Regions from separate parts of the Homo sapiens genome. Here regions 2 and 3 are each linked to region 1. Evidence: chromatin contacts called from ENCODE Hi-C or POLR2A ChIA-PET data. All regions are on one chromosome and are shown on one strand. The core of a region is the stretch at or near the end of the contact, and the rest is flanking DNA. Distances in the headings are between cores, read along the strand shown.

Region 1 (5,065 bases), core at 1,328-3,827:
TATGCAGGTCTGGAATGGTCTCGTCTCTAGAGGTCTAGATCCAAAAAATAAAAAGACTGCAATTTTTAATCTAACTCTTACCAGAATGAAAAACCATCTAAATGCTCCCTAGGGGCCTTAAATTGTTATGTTACCAAAAATGCTATGCTGTGGGAAATACTAATATTAAGTAAATAGCCCCTGTCATTTTTACCAAGGACATTTGGGGGAAAAAAAGTCACTGATGAATAAGTGAAACCATCTTAAGTTGCTGAAACTGACATAATGAAAACCACCATCTTTCTAAATTCCTTAGCCAATTAACTAAGGGAGGGGACCACCCCTCATATTGCCTTATGCCCAATTCCTGCCTCCAAAGAAAGAAAAAGTAAAAACTAAAAGGCAGAAATGAAATCCACAAGCAGACCGCCCGGCGCCACACCCTGGGCCTGGTCGTTAAAGATCGACCCCTGACCTAATCGGTTATTTTACCTATAGATTACAGACATTGTATAGAAAAGCACTGTGAAAATCCCTATCCTGTTTTGTTCTGATCTAATTAACAGTGCATGCAGCCCCCAGTCACGTACCCGCTGCTTGCTCAATCGATCACGACCCTCTCGCGTGCACCCCCTTAGAGTTGTGAGCCCTTAAAAGGGACAGGAATTGCTCACTCGGTGAGCTCGGCTCTTGAGACAGGAGTCTTGCCGATGCCCCCGGCCGAATAAACCCCTTCCTTCTTTAACTTGGTGTCTGAGGAGTTTTGTCTGCGGCTTGTCCTGCTACGTAACAACTTGTATCATTCATCACTACATTTATTTCCATTAACCTATCCTAGAACCAAAAGATCCTAGAACCGAAAGATGAGGGTACATAATTGAAGGGAAGACTCACCCAGGAAAGAAAAAGAAAAGGAGTCAGACTGGGCTATCTGAGAATTCACAAAGGAACTAGAAGCTGTGTAGTCAAAATGTTCCTGGCAACGTGGCAAATGTATTTCAAATCAAACCATGCATTCACTAGACTCTTCTTTTCTAATCTTTTGTTTTCTCTTGGCCTGAGTCAAAGTCCTTTGTAAAACTTTCATGGATCACATGAGGAGGAAAGGGGAGAAGGAGAAGCAGGCAGACAGGGAGGAAATGAGAGGGTGTTCCTGCTGGCAAACTCAGTGGGGAATGAACTACCTCCTTCAGAGGGAAAATGAGGTGGGAGGGACAGAGAGCCACGGAAAGAAAGGTACCAGTTCCCTTGCAAGATGGGGGTAGGAGAGGGCTCTTCTCAGAAAACTAGAAGAGATTTTGGTGATGATGTCAGAATTGGAGCATCTGCCTTCTAAGGACTTTGTCTGCCAACTGGCATAGGGAGCACTGCCCAGAGAGCCAGTTCTCCGTGTAATAAGCAAAGGCAGGAAATGGGCAGGGAGCAGTAAACTCAGTGGGAAAAGCCACATTTGAAAAACTTGGGAGAGAGGAGGAGAAAAAGGAAGCCACACAGAATTTTGGTGCCACGAGGAGGAGGACATCTGTATCTTGTATTTGCATGGTGTTTTACAGTTTAGAAAACACAGACACCATCATAGGTCACTGTGAGGTGGGCACATTTATTACTATTTTCCAGTTGCAGAAATCATCACCCAGAAATAAGGGAAAAACCTGATTGCAAGTCTTCTTATATGGGTCTGTTCTTTCTACTACATCTAAGACATTTCTCTGTGGCATGCCTGCACTTTGCAGTGTTATCTTCCAAACACCATCTACTTTCAGAACCCTACACTTCGGAGAAACTGTACTTGTACCATTCTTCAAACACGCTACAAGTTTTCCTGCCTCTATGTATTTGTTCATACTATTTCTTCCCCTTAAACTTCTTTACCCAACTTGGACTGTTAGAATGTTGCCCAAACCTTTCAAGGTCTAAATCTCCATGTTACCTGTTTTTCTTCTATGCTATTTTTTTTAACATGATTCTTTGTATTACAGATATTTACAAACATTTCTTCTCCCATACTAAATTTAACTTTGTATTCATTTTACTGCCTAGTAAAGCTCCTTGCATAGTAAGGAAACTAGTTTTGAATTAATAGGCCAGTCAAAAAAAAAAAAAAAAAAAAAAAGAAAGAAAAGAAAGCTTTGTGAGTTCTTAATATGTATTTTTTGTCACATTAAGTGAAAAAAAAAAAAAAGTTCCCCAAAGTCATGAAACCAAAGCAGATTCTATTTACATTTAGTGTAAGATTTTGCTAACTGAATACTATATCCCAAGTTTATGGGGAACTATCTATACTTACTTTTATATATTGATCTTACATTTTGGGTGTGTGGTTATGAGGTTAATTCATTAAAATGAGTAAAGGCTCTTAATGATTCTTTCTTGACTTTATGGGTCATGTGTCTAAGTACAGAAGTTAGTACACATAAAAAACTGTAATTGGGTACTAAAAAATACATATACAGATTGCCCCATATCTAATTTTCTAACTTTAAGTGTATAATTGTCAGAGGCATTTGAAGCAGAGCAACTCCATCCATGAATAAGGGCTGGGTAAAGTAAGGCTGAGACCTACAGAGCTGCATTCTCAAGTGGTGAGGCATTCTTAGTCACAGGACGCGATACAGGTCAAAGGCCTTGCTGGTGAAAGGATGTGGTAAAGAAGCTGGTCAAAACCCACCAAAACCAAGATGGTGGCGAAAGTGACTTCTGGTCTTCCTCACTGCTGATTATATGCTAATTATAATGTATTGGCATGCTAAAAGACACTCCCACCAGCACCATGACAGTTTACAAATGCCATGGCAACATCAGGAAGTTAACATGTATGGTCTAAACAGGGAGAACCCTCAGTTCCAAGAATTGCCCACCCCTTTGCCAAAAACTCAGGAATAATTCACCCCTTGGCATATGATTAAGAAGTAACTGTAAGTATAATCAGTTGAGCAGCCCATGCTGCTGCTCTGAGTAGAGAGTAGCCATTCTTTTATTCCTTTACTTTCTTAATAAACTTGCTTTCACTTTATGTATTTGCCCCGAATTCTTTCTTGCACAAGGTCCAAGAACCCTCTCTTGGGGTCTGGATTAGGACCCCTTTCCAGTAACACAACTGTAGGCTTTTATTGATTGAAACATAGGTGATAAACAGAACTTCAAATTTCCTTTGATTTTCTGTCATGGCCTGGATTAATCGCCACATTTTCCCTAATTATGGCCATCATCTTTTCCAGTGCAAAAGAAAAACTCTTCACCACGTCTTTCTGCAGAGTTTCCACCCAATCTTGTTTTCCATCACAGGAAAGTAAAAGGAAAGCTTGCAAGTGTCTGTAGTCATCATTCAACTACTCAACTTGACTAGACCATCATCACCTACTCCTTTAACTTTGTGCTCAGTAAACTGTCTCTCTCAGATGAAAGTCATTGCTATTAGCTACCAACACAATTGTGCCATTTGATTTTTTATTTGTGACTTACTGTTCCAGAGCTGATCCACAGTTAACGAAAATTAAAGCCACAAATTTTTCCCCTAATTAGACATTTGTGCCTTCCATAATGACACTTACATACAAATGACACTCAAATGTATAAGATGTAGGCTATATGCACAATACACATAACGAACACCACATGAAACAATTTTGGAATTTAAATTTAGATTAAATTGGTATTTAAAGTTAATCCTCATTGAATATGAAACATTAAAAAGGCAAGCTTAAAAATACCAAGCAATTTGGCATTATTCAGTACAGCATGTCAATTCACCTTATTCAAAAGCAAACCTTTTGCAAAGCAAAAATTCTCCCATTAAACCCAGGCATTAAGAAGAAATAAACTCTTAATTACTTAAGGAGGAAATGCTCTCGTTTCATGGTTAGCAGGTTATCAATGTAAACAATCCAGGGAGCTTTCTCAATGGCTCCTGTTTCAAGAGTCCCAGCCTCTATTCCCCATTCCCCATCCGCCACCCTCTTTCTACACAACAGGAGCTAATGTCTTTATGCGTACCAAAAAAGACACTACTGACCACAATGGGAGAGCTTAGGTATTTGCCCACACTTTCCCTGCAGGAGTAAATTCAGTAGAACCCTATAATTCTGAAACAGTCAAGTCATGGACCATCTGACTCATTAAATATTCCAGGCAGCCTTGTCAGTAGTCTGGAAGACCTTGCAGTTATAATTTCTTCCCTCTGTCATTCCTCTATTAATACTCAGCTAACTTGAATTTCAACATGAGCTTTAGACTAGCTGAAGAACATTTATTGTGCAAGATTCATAAGGTACAGAACCTATTCATAGAAAGCATTTTGGCATCCAAAATATGTGTAACTAATAATGAATAATAATAGCATTGTCTCCGAAGGCAAGAGCACAAAAATACAGCTATGAAGCAAAAATAAACTCCTGACAGTGCCATATGTACCCTAAAGGAAATAAGTAAAAAGCTTTTTTTCTGAATATTAGTTGTCACTATTTCATTTGATTATTTCAAAATGTAACTTTTCATTAACTTAGGTTTATCATGGATTTGCAGATACACTGGTATCTAATAGAGAATATTAACCTTAGACTATCAAGATAAAGCAAATCCATGAATTTCAGCATTTTTTTTTAAGACATATGGTCTCACTATGTTGACCAGGTTGGTTTTGAGATTCTGGGCTCAAGTGATCCTCTACCTCAGCCTCCAAAGTACTGAGGATTACAGGCTTCAGCCACTGCACCCAGCCTAGCATAATTCTCTATAGCTTTTACACTTGTCCAACTTTAATGGAAGAAAGGCTTCTTTGTACACAAATCTGACAACATATCTTTTTTTCTTTAGTTGTGTATGCCTATGATGGTCAAACTTTGGACTATTAACATTTTTATTCTCAGTTGCAAACACTAAGAACCATTCTACATTTCCTCTGTAATGCAACAATTTTGCTGATGCCTTCAGTAATTATGACAATACATTTTTTGCAATAGATATGGTAATTTGAAAAGAACACATTTAAATATATGGTTTTATGCAACAGCTATCAAATATGTAAAATTCAATATCCCAAGAGTTTGTGCATGTTGAGGAAAGAAATCCAAGAAATATTTAATTAAAC
Region 2 (5,065 bases), core at 1,686-4,185, 37 kb before region 1:
TATAAATGAGAAATAAATTCATTTACAAGAGAATATTATGCACTGAAATGCATAATTTTTCAATAATAATTATGCTAGATAGTCAGATGTTTATATCTTTTCTTTCCTTTTTTTTTTTTTTTTTTTTTTTTTTTTTTGGAGACAGAGTCTTGCTCTGTTTCCCAGGCAGGAGTGCAGTGGCACAATCTGCCTGCAACCTCTGCCTCCGGGTTCAAGTGATTCTCCTGACTCAACCTCCTGAGTAGCTGGGATTACAGGCATGCACCACCATGCCCTGCTAATCTCTGTATTTTTAGTAGAGATGGGGTTTCACCATGTTGGCCAGGCTGGTCTCGAACTCCTGGACTCAAGTAATCCACTTGCCTCAGCCTCCCATAGTGCTGGGATTACAGTAATGAGCCACTGCGCCTGGCCTACATCTTCTTATAATGACTAAGTTTGGAAGTAAGAGAAAAAATTGAAAGCCATTCTGTCTAATAGGTACTGGAAAATGGAAAAAGAAAAAAAGAAAAAAAAACTTAGATAGATAGATTCCAGGGACACAAAACCAGTGTTAGCATAAATAATGACAGCCCAGATTTATTTGTACTTAAAAAGGTATACAGGTAAATAATCTCAATTTAAAGTAGGAATAACACTTGCAAGACAAATTACCAACTACCAAAATAAAGAAAGGAAGAAAGAATGCATCATTGTGCTACTATTTTTTAATATATAGGGTAGCAAATTCAAAATATTTTAAAATGCTACACCACTTACCATTTAATCATTAATAATACACTATGTTAATAAAAATGATATATCTTCATGTGACAATTACAGTTGCAAATCAATACAGAGGTGTTGTCTTGGTGACTCAAATATCACAAAATGTTGTTGCCTTGGGTGGGTATAATATTCCAAAATTGGGAATAAATTTTGGTAAGTTTATAAACCAAATAAAGTATAATCTTTCCTCAATTTACATCATAGTTGCATCCCTCAAACATTTAGTACAAATTAAAACATTGTAAAAACTACATCTTTTTGTACAAGTTAAATTCTGTGTTCTCATAATTATAAACTGAACTTGTACTTCTGTGGATTTCTTGGGAATGCTCAGAGTGACCTAGAACTCAAAGAAATTTTTTGTTATTTGAGACTACCCCATGCAATACAGTTTATCTAGCCCCTTAGTTCTGACTAAATGTCCTTTCTGTTCCTCCTCAGTCCCTAGTATGACCATAACATGTCCCCATAAATATCCATAATCATTTCCCCACCACCCCTAGAAGGTACTGCTTTCATTCAGGACTACAGCTTACAACTCTTTTGTATCAAATTTGTACATCTGATCTAGAGGAATGAAAAAGGTTTTACTACTGAAGGTTGGTATTAGATGAGTCTTATAATCATTTTTCACCATATAAGTTAAGCTCAGAGATAAGATTCATTCAACATGCTTTATTTTTTTAATTTAAAGTTAAAGCTCATTGACAAAAGACTAAGAAACAACTGATAATAAAAAGTGCCTCCTCTCCCTTTTTCTGAAGTGGTTTCTAAAAGAACCACTGCAGGGATGATGATGATGATGATGATGATAGCACTAACATTTACTTAAACAGTTATTTTGTGTCACTACTAAACTATGTGCTGTAAATGCAAGAAAGCTACAAAACAGACCTCCAAACTCACTTGTGGAGCACTTGTGAAGATTAGAGATGATCAATGAGAAATAAACTGGCACATGGTAAATGATTAAAAACAAAAGCTATCATTATTATTAAATCCCAAGCTACCCTGAAGCAGTAACTCAAAAAACCGTGCCTTACCATTATGTCAGTTGTTCAGTAGTTATTTATTTATACCACAGACAATATGTTTCTTAAAATATGCATGCAAATAAGCCCATCAGAGCAAAAGACTTCCTTTAAATTTGCCCCTTTGTGGCAGGTAATAATGACATCGCCTCGCTTGGATGATTAATAACCAGTTGTTATGAGGACTGTGCCTACTGACGCAAATACAGCATTGTATTTGGGCCCTGAGTTATAACATTCATTTCTTTAAGGCTGATTGACTCTGAACAGTCACATTATTTGCTTGTTGAGTTTACGCAAGACGTTTTTCCAAGGGAGGTTTATTTATTTATTTATTTAGTGGCATTTACATGTGTGCCTCTGACTTCGGGGAGAAAAAAATGAAAGCACAATGTAAGTAGTCTAAAAAAAGGGCTAATCAGAATAACCCTGGATGTTTTTTCACCATGTTACCTCTGTACTCATATCACTATAGCCAATTTTTAATTAAAAAGCTTTTATTTTCTTTCAATAGGATAGTAAAAATGTGCAACTGCCTGATAAGTATTTGCTCTTAGTATAGCACACTTTTCAGATATTTTTAAAGAAGTATCAGATAATTAAAACAAAACATATAAAAACATATCAGCTGATATTATTTTCTCAATGCTCAGTATATGAATTAACTGATGGGAATATAGAGAAACAAAACAATTTAGAAGAAAAATAGCTCTTAAGCCATCAAGTTTCAAACATTTCAAACTCACTGGAATTGTGCAATCACTACGAGTTTGTGTGTGTGTTTGTGTGTGTGTGTATGTTTAGGGTAATACACTTTATTGATTCATTAAAAATGTAAGTACAGTAAGCTGGAAAGTATGGCAAGTAAAACAAAAAAAAAACAATTAGAAGATTTCTATGAAAACTTTACAATCTAATAAAATTGAATCCTTTTTTTTTGTTGTTGTTCTCTCCCCAGGCAATTATTTTGCTCTGTTCACATGTCTTCACAAAATACTTTCAATTTTATTTTTCCACCCTCAGATAAACAGATTCCTTTTGTTCGGCAGATGAGAAACGTACCAGCTGTTAGTACTACTATATCCATCCATTTACTAATATTTAATGAGAAAAAATTTAACTCCATTTTCAGCCTTTCTTTCCCTCTGCTCATTAAAGAGAAGCCTGCCCTCCTGGAAAGCCCTTACTTGTCAGCCCAGTTCTTGAATTATTTTTAAACAGAAAGTTAGGAGAAAATAATACAGTGATGAGGATAAGAAAGTGAAAGTGCTGCAATTTTTTTTTCTTTTAATTTTTTTTCTTGAGAAATGACAGGGAACAGCTTTGGAGTGTGTGCAGGTAACAGATGGAAGACAAAAAGAGGGATTTTAAGATTTGTTGCTGGGGCACATGTCTCTCTAATCAAGAAATCAAGTAAAGAACTGAGTTATTTTATGGTATTATTGTATTGCATGGCATGTATTCTTTCAACCCTGATGCCTCTCTGGGACTGGCCCACACTGGCCATGTTCTCCATGAGTTATTTATGGTACTTTACCATTTTTAGAGTGTATATAAATGCTTTACCTTATTTGAACCTCTGAAAACCACAGGGTAGGCAGGAAAGATATTATACCCACATTTTACATATGACTAAACCAAAAAAAAAAATGAAAGCGGGACAAGAATTCAGACTTTCTACCATAGAATTTGGTGGTCCTTCTATCAGCTATACATTGACATATCATATTTTTATACTTAATTTATTGTGCATTTGCTTCAGGGCTATATCTTTACACATCCAAACATCTAAATAACCTGTAGAAAATAAAATCAGTGATTTATGTGTTTACAATTATCCGAATATTTGGTATTCATATATAACAGAGAAATAATTAACTGCCCATTTCACTTTTCACCTAACAATCTATACCTTCTGTACTCTTAGAAGTAACAGCACTGCTCAAGAATCACTACGGTTGGGGGCAAGGTGAGGGGCTCTGAATCCCATTTGGAAGCTTTCTTCAGAAATATTGCTTCTTGTGCAGAAGTCATGGGTCAGGTTTTCTGTTTGGTTGATGACCTGTCTATACCTACATTTACACACACAAACATGTCATTCATTTGCATTTAACTTGTCAGTCTAAAACTTGCTTATTTGGCCAGGTGCAGTAGCGAGCACCTATAATCTAAGCACTTTGGGAAACTGAAGTAGGAGGATTGCTTGAGGCCAGGAGTTCAAGACCAAACTGGGCAATACGGTAAGATCTCACCTCTACAAAAAATTAAATATATATATGCATGATGGTGCATGCCTGTAGTCCCAGCCACTAGGGAGGCTGAGGCAGGACTGATTAAGCCCAGGAGTTCAAAGCTTCAATGAGCTATAATGGCACCACTGCACTCTAACCTGTGTGACAAAATAAGACCCTGTCTGAAAAAAAAAAATCATTTTTAAGATTAAGAATAAAAAAATTTGGATCCAGAGAACTAGGACTTCATTCTTCTTCTGTACATTATGAGCTACCTGAAAACTGGTGATGAATATGCTTCCTTTATCTCTACATTCTCTATTTGTAAAATGGGGATAATAAGAGCACCCACCTCATAAGGGCACTGTCAAATGGGCTAATACACATGAGTACTTAGAACAACATATAGTATGCACTCAACAATGTTAACTTTTTAACATTATTAAGTTTTATTATGTTACAGTTGCTAGTGCTTGCTAAAATAGTGCTGACACATGGTAGTCACAAAATAAGTGTTATTGTGGTATATGTTAAATGAATCTCAGTTTTGCCAATGTGTGATCTTGGAAGAAGTTACTTCACCAGAAAAATAAGAATATAAAACCCACAATAATGACAGCTGCCTGACAAGGCTATCGTGAGGAACAAATGGAATAATATGTCAGAAATGCTTTATAAATTATAAGGTGTGAAATAAATGCTAATTACCATGTTTGTTCTCTAACTTTATCCTCACAAATAGGCTGTTCTGTAGATGCAATTATCCTCATTTTATAGAGGAGGCAACAGGCTTAAAGAGGATTATATAACTCGCTCAAGGTCATTTAGATGGTTTGGAGGAAAACACAGATCAAAAATTTGGTCTTTTTCTGGCCCTTTAACTCCAGTACCTTCTTTACTATCTCTGTTCCATACAGAGATATGATCTCCCTACAATGTTATTTCTGAGTATTCTTATGCTTTTTTTTTTCACAAATGCCATTTGAAAATGTTGATGAAAATATACTTTACATTTTATGGATATTTTGCCATCGC
Region 3 (5,065 bases), core at 1,292-3,791, 33 kb after region 1:
GGTAACACTTGAGCAAAGTCCTGAAGGACACGAAAGATCAAGTTTTGTGGATATCTGTAGGAAAAGAATTCCAGCAAGTGCAAAGGTCCTAATGGGAATCATGCTTGGCACAGTCTAAAAACACAGAAAACCAATGTAGCAAGAGGGTAATGGACCAAGGGGGCAGGGCTCAGGAGTGGGAATGGATCAGAGAACACTGAATTGCCATAAGGCATGGGCTTTGATGGGGTAGAAGATGAGAATCACTGGGAGGTTCTAATCAGAGGGTGATATGATCTGATTTTTCTTTTAGAAGGATCTCTCTGCTGGTTCAGTGCAGAAAAGACTGAAGGGGCAAGGGTGGAAACAAGGAGACCAGATTTTGCCTACTATATAAAATCTAATTTATAAGTGATCCCAATACTTGGCAGGTATACAAAATGGTACAGAAGATATTTAACATTTAAAATGGTGAAAGAAATGTCTTGGGGACCTGAAAGAATCAGAAAGGTGAAATATTTGTGATAAATAGTAGTACTGAACATAAACACTGAAGGGAGATTCAAACCTGTGTCTGTCTCCAAGACTGATATAACTAACCACTCCCTTCAAATTACTGCCAAATCGCATCATTCCATTCTTCACGTTTCAGCCAAAATGAAATTCCTAAAGTGCAGATCTGACACTCTTCACGTCCCTTAAAACTCTTCATTGGTTTCCCACTTCCCTGAGGACAAAGCTCAAACCCCTCAACAGGCTTTCTAAGACCTTTTATGATCTGGCATCTGAGCTCCAGAATATGGAAATTATTCCCATTCCCTGAACAAGGTAACAATTTCTTACATCCAAGTCTTTGCAGATTATTCTGTGTCCAAAACTATTTTGCTTTTTCCTTCTTAGAAGCAAGTTTCAAAAGAGCTGAACACCAAATTATAACCAATTTCCTGAGAGAATACTAGATTCCATTCTTAAACAGTCACAGATACCATGCTAAATTGTCTCTATACATATCAATTATATTTAATATTTCCATTAGCCAGCATTGCTGTTATAAAATGCCTAGTGTTGCTATTTCCATTATAGTCCATGAGAACAGCACCCCTGGAGATGTGCAATGCACAGTACCCTAACAATAATCCTAAATAGTAGGTACTATTAGCCCATTTGGAGGTTGGATAACTGAGGCTTAGATAGGTTAAGTACTTGCTGAAAGTCATACAGACAGTAAACTCCTCAACTAAGACCCAACCCCTGGTCTTTTTCCAAGACTGATATAACTAACTGCTCCATTATATCATCCCTGATAGTGTGTGAAGTAATCTTTGAGAACTATTGGGGTTGGCTTGGACTAGCCCGTTGGAAAGCCTCTTGGCTTCCATGCAGGGTCAGGAGGGCCTAGTTAGCAAAAGTCTTGTGGAAGGTTTCCAATAGCCTGGCTTTTATCTTATGCATTAGACTCAAACAGACAAGCATCAATAACTGTGATGTAACATGAGGGCTAGCATGTTCCTAGAGACAGCTGCCCTTCAATCTGGTCTTTTAGCAATTGCCTGGCAACCTCTTCCTGCATGCACTGTCAGGGCAATCTCCTGGGCCAGCCAAGAAAAAGCCCTGCCCTTTATCCCTTCCCTAGCCCACATCCCACAATATGTTCTTAGCCAAAAGGTCACCAGATGTCTAAAGGTAGACAGGTCAGTAAAAATCCATCATCATTATCAGAGAAAAAGGAAGGGGGCTTCCGGTGTTAACTAAAAACATTACAATTATATTCAAAAGAGAGCAGTATTATAATTTGTGAACAGTGGACACAGCACACTGATGTAGCTTATTGGCAATGAAGCAATTGGAAAGAACTCTCTGGACTTAAATTTCTTTTTCTTATTAAATTAATACCAAATTCAAATGCCCACGAAGATGTGGAATAGATGTTATCTAAATGTGAGTTCCTTCTTCATCCTTTTGTTTTCTTTCTTTCGGGGTCTTTCCTCTATCATCAGATTCAAAGTAGTTCTACTAAACTCTCCCCATTTTCCCTCAAATATACATTTCCATACAAATTAAGCAGAAAGATAAGAATAGAGACTGTGGATATGTTGATTTGCTGCCTGGCTTTCTTATATTCTGCCTTAATTTACCAATACAAAGTATAGGCTGATTTTTATGGTGGATTCAGATCAACTCGTACAACTGTGAGCAGTACTAACTTAAAATATCCATTACATCATGAAATGAGACTTTAGCACAGTATCAAGAATACCCAAATTATCTTCTGATCACTATTTATTTTAAAACAACACACAACCCATCACCCACAGATTACAGACCCAAATGACACTGACAAAGGATGGTAAAAAGATATCCAGCTGTGAGTAGTCCAGCCAGTTGTGTCGGAGGAAGAGGTCACAGCTACAAGGAATAGAAACCCACATCTACAAGAGATAGATCCAACTGCTTTGTAAAGGAAGAGGGAGAGCTTTTGGAGCAGAGGCCTGAAGAGTGGTTGGCAGCACGGTGACCATTCCCTGCTGGAAGCTATAGCCAGTTTTGACTACCAAGGAGGACGTGACTCAGAGCAAAGGCATATGCTGGCATTCCTAACAGCCCAATATATTGGACAGTCATCCTAATGGCATCCTCTTGATTGGCAGCTGGGGTTATTCCAAGGAACTCCTTGATGGCCTTCATCAGTACTTGGAATTCCCTTCTATGTAATTCTTGCTGACTGAAAGACTCAAAGCTAAGCAATTAATCTGTTTCTAAGGCAACATTAAAGCAACCATAAATCCTTATCCACTACCAAGGCAAGCACTTCCAAATGTTTCTAGACAAAGAGATGATGCCAGAGGATGAAGGCTTTTCTCATCTGACCATCTCACCTAAAGTGAAAATTACTGCCCTGGCTCCAGCCTCAGGCTATCAGACCATGGCCAGATTTCAGGAAAAAAAAAACCTCATTTACACAGAGACCCTCTACTAATACCTAATTTTCCCTTCCAAAGAAAGTTTCCTCTCTGCTGTTTAATACTTTGGGACAGGTGCCGAAGGGGATGGGCTATGAGCGGTCACATCATAGGCTCAAGCCTTTCTCTTAAACTCACAAAACAGAAGTCAGGCCCCTGCCTTATGACCAAAAATACCCGCTGAAATTGTCCAGGAAATGAAGAAACTAGGGTGAAGGTAGGCAATGTGGTCACAAAAGGAAAGATAGACTTAGGATATAAAATAACGAAGTTGTTGAAAACTCATGAGATGCACTGTTGGCCCTTTCCCCTACTTTATTTTTCGAGATAGCACTTATTACTTTTTTGTTTTTGTTTTTGAGACATAGTCTTGCTCCTGTCGCCCAGGCTGGAGTGCAGTGGTATGAACTCGGCTCACTGCAGCCTGTGCCTTCTGGATTCAAGCAATTCTTCTGCCTCAGCCTGCCAAGTAGCTGGGATTATAGGTGCCTGCCAACCATGCTCGGCTATTTTTTTTTTTTTTTTTGTATTTTTAGTAGAGACAGGGTTTCACCATGTTGAACTCCTGACCTTAGGTAATCTGCCTGCCTCAGCCCTAAGTGCTGGGATTACAGGCATGAACCACCACGTCTGGCCAGCTCTTATTACTTCTTACATGCTATCTATTTTATTCAATGGTTCTATTTATTGTCTTTCTCTCTTCAAAAGATGCAACTCTCTAAGGGCAGGGATTTTCATTTCTTTTTTTTCATTGAGGTATTCCCAGTTCCTAGAGCACAGCCTGGCACTTAGAAGATGCACAACATCTGCTTATTGAATGAGTAAAGTAATGCTCACAGGGTCACGTGCTGATTCACCAAATCTCCAGTGGTAAACCAGAATCTGGGAAATGGGCCTAAGCATTTGCAGTTAAAAAATGTTGTCTGTGTGAAATGGTTGCACCCTAACATGAGCAGAGTTCAAAATCAGATTGTAAAGTCAATGTCAGTGTTAGGAAGAGAGGAAACACATGATTCAGACTCATGAGCAAAGACTCTTGGGCTGGAAAGACTGATCTCCAGCATAACGAGAGCACCTGGGCCCTGACATTTTCCCCACAACCTGGGTGTGTGTCTTCCAGCATCAGCCCTGGCTTGCTTATTTTATATGCTCTGTTAAGAGGGCCCTAACACTTTGGACATACTCAAGGAAGTACATCTTCCCATCCTTCCAATACAATTAAAAGACACATATTCAAGCACAACAAAAATCACCTTCATTGTAGAGGCCCTACACAAGGGAAAGAACACCAAGCATTTAAATTTAAATATTAATCTGCATGCTAACACGGAAATATGGGTAGAAAAAAGAAAGCTGGAGAAGAGAGAGTCTTTCAATAGAAAATAAATAAAAAAGAATGTAGAAGGAAGATGCTCTGATAATCTTGGGCTCCATGTGAAGTTAGCCAGGTTTGTCCTCTAATTCATTATGCCAGAACCACAGAGCAGGGTTTAAGGGCCCTACTCAGGGCACTGATGGCAATAATGACTGAAATCATGGACTGAGCATCTACTTGTCCCAGGTACTGTGCTAATTACTTTGTATTCACTGTCCCTGACTTTTCTGACGATACTACAAGGAGATATTATCATTCGCATTTTACAAATGAGAAAAATAAATGGTTCATGAAAGTAAGCTGGCTAGAGTCATATATACTTAAGTGACAGAACTAGAATTTTAATTCAGGCATTTTGCATTAAACTATAACGATTTCCAAAATGGCAGACACATTTTATTTTCACGACAATAAGTTAACAATGTTTTCTGGGGACAGAGAGCTCAAGATTTAGGTACTTAACCTGCCATGCTGCCCCTTCTTCCCACCTGAATAAATGTGTGTAGGTTGCATTAGCTCATCAAGGAGCCTCACATGTTTCCACTCCTGCCTGATGCCTTCCCACTCCCCAAGTAAGTATTGTAAGCACTTCTATTCGTCACATAGCAAGGGAAAGATGATCCATGTGAAGGATCATCAGCTGAAGACAGAGGTCTGAAATCACTCCAAACTCATGTAGTAAACTCAAGGTTTTTCCATTTGGTCAGGAGAAAAGCAAATGAAGAAAGAATCCCTAGCAGTAAGCAAGCAA

What was found. A loop is a pair of places that touch in the nucleus more often than their neighbours do. ChIA-PET counts read pairs that join two places held with the same protein, here RNA polymerase II (POLR2A). Pooled maps may share reads with other maps.
Region 2: a map of mammary epithelial cell shows a loop between it and region 1 (2.4-fold over the local background). The contact joins two enhancer-like sites. A Hi-C loop is called at or near these places in 2 of 168 maps with a recorded cell type or tissue (heart left ventricle and mammary epithelial cell) and 1 of 50 pooled maps. POLR2A ChIA-PET finds 5 or more read pairs at or near these places in 1 of 52 experiments (OCI-LY7).
Region 3: a loop to region 1 is called in a map of mammary epithelial cell, with 6 times the contacts of the local background. The contact joins two enhancer-like sites. A Hi-C loop is called at or near these places in 10 of 168 maps with a recorded cell type or tissue (CD14-positive monocyte, MCF 10A, PC-3 and 5 more) and 4 of 50 pooled maps. POLR2A ChIA-PET finds 5 or more read pairs at or near these places in 8 of 52 experiments (A549, AG04449, AG04450 and 5 more).

What each region holds. Positions count from the first base shown.
Region 1 is chr2:40,399,499-40,404,563 of GRCh38, forward strand. The region is part of intron 2 of SLC8A1 (solute carrier family 8 member A1); the gene reads right to left. It also overlaps the pseudogene LOC124905995. Among named protein-coding and RNA genes, the nearest start is that of SLC8A1, 50 kb to the right of the region's middle. RefSeq lists an enhancer at 2,431-2,725. Within about 2 kb of position 2,578, at least 4 of the 41 ENCODE cell types and tissues checked have a DNase peak (open chromatin) inside an H3K27ac peak, as active enhancers do; they include PC-3, PC-9, endothelial cell of umbilical vein and 1 more, where a contact is called at or near this core.
Region 2 is chr2:40,361,781-40,366,845 of GRCh38, forward strand. The region is part of intron 2 of SLC8A1 (solute carrier family 8 member A1); the gene reads right to left. Among named protein-coding and RNA genes, the nearest start is that of SLC8A1, 88 kb to the right of the region's middle. Within about 2 kb of position 2,936, at least 2 of the 41 ENCODE cell types and tissues checked have a DNase peak (open chromatin) inside an H3K27ac peak, as active enhancers do.
Region 3 is chr2:40,432,495-40,437,559 of GRCh38, forward strand. The region is part of intron 1 of SLC8A1 (solute carrier family 8 member A1); the gene reads right to left. Among named protein-coding and RNA genes, the nearest start is that of SLC8A1, 17 kb to the right of the region's middle. RefSeq lists an enhancer at 2,005-3,204. Within about 2 kb of position 2,542, at least 8 of the 41 ENCODE cell types and tissues checked have a DNase peak (open chromatin) inside an H3K27ac peak, as active enhancers do; they include PC-3, PC-9, endothelial cell of umbilical vein and 1 more, where a contact is called at or near this core.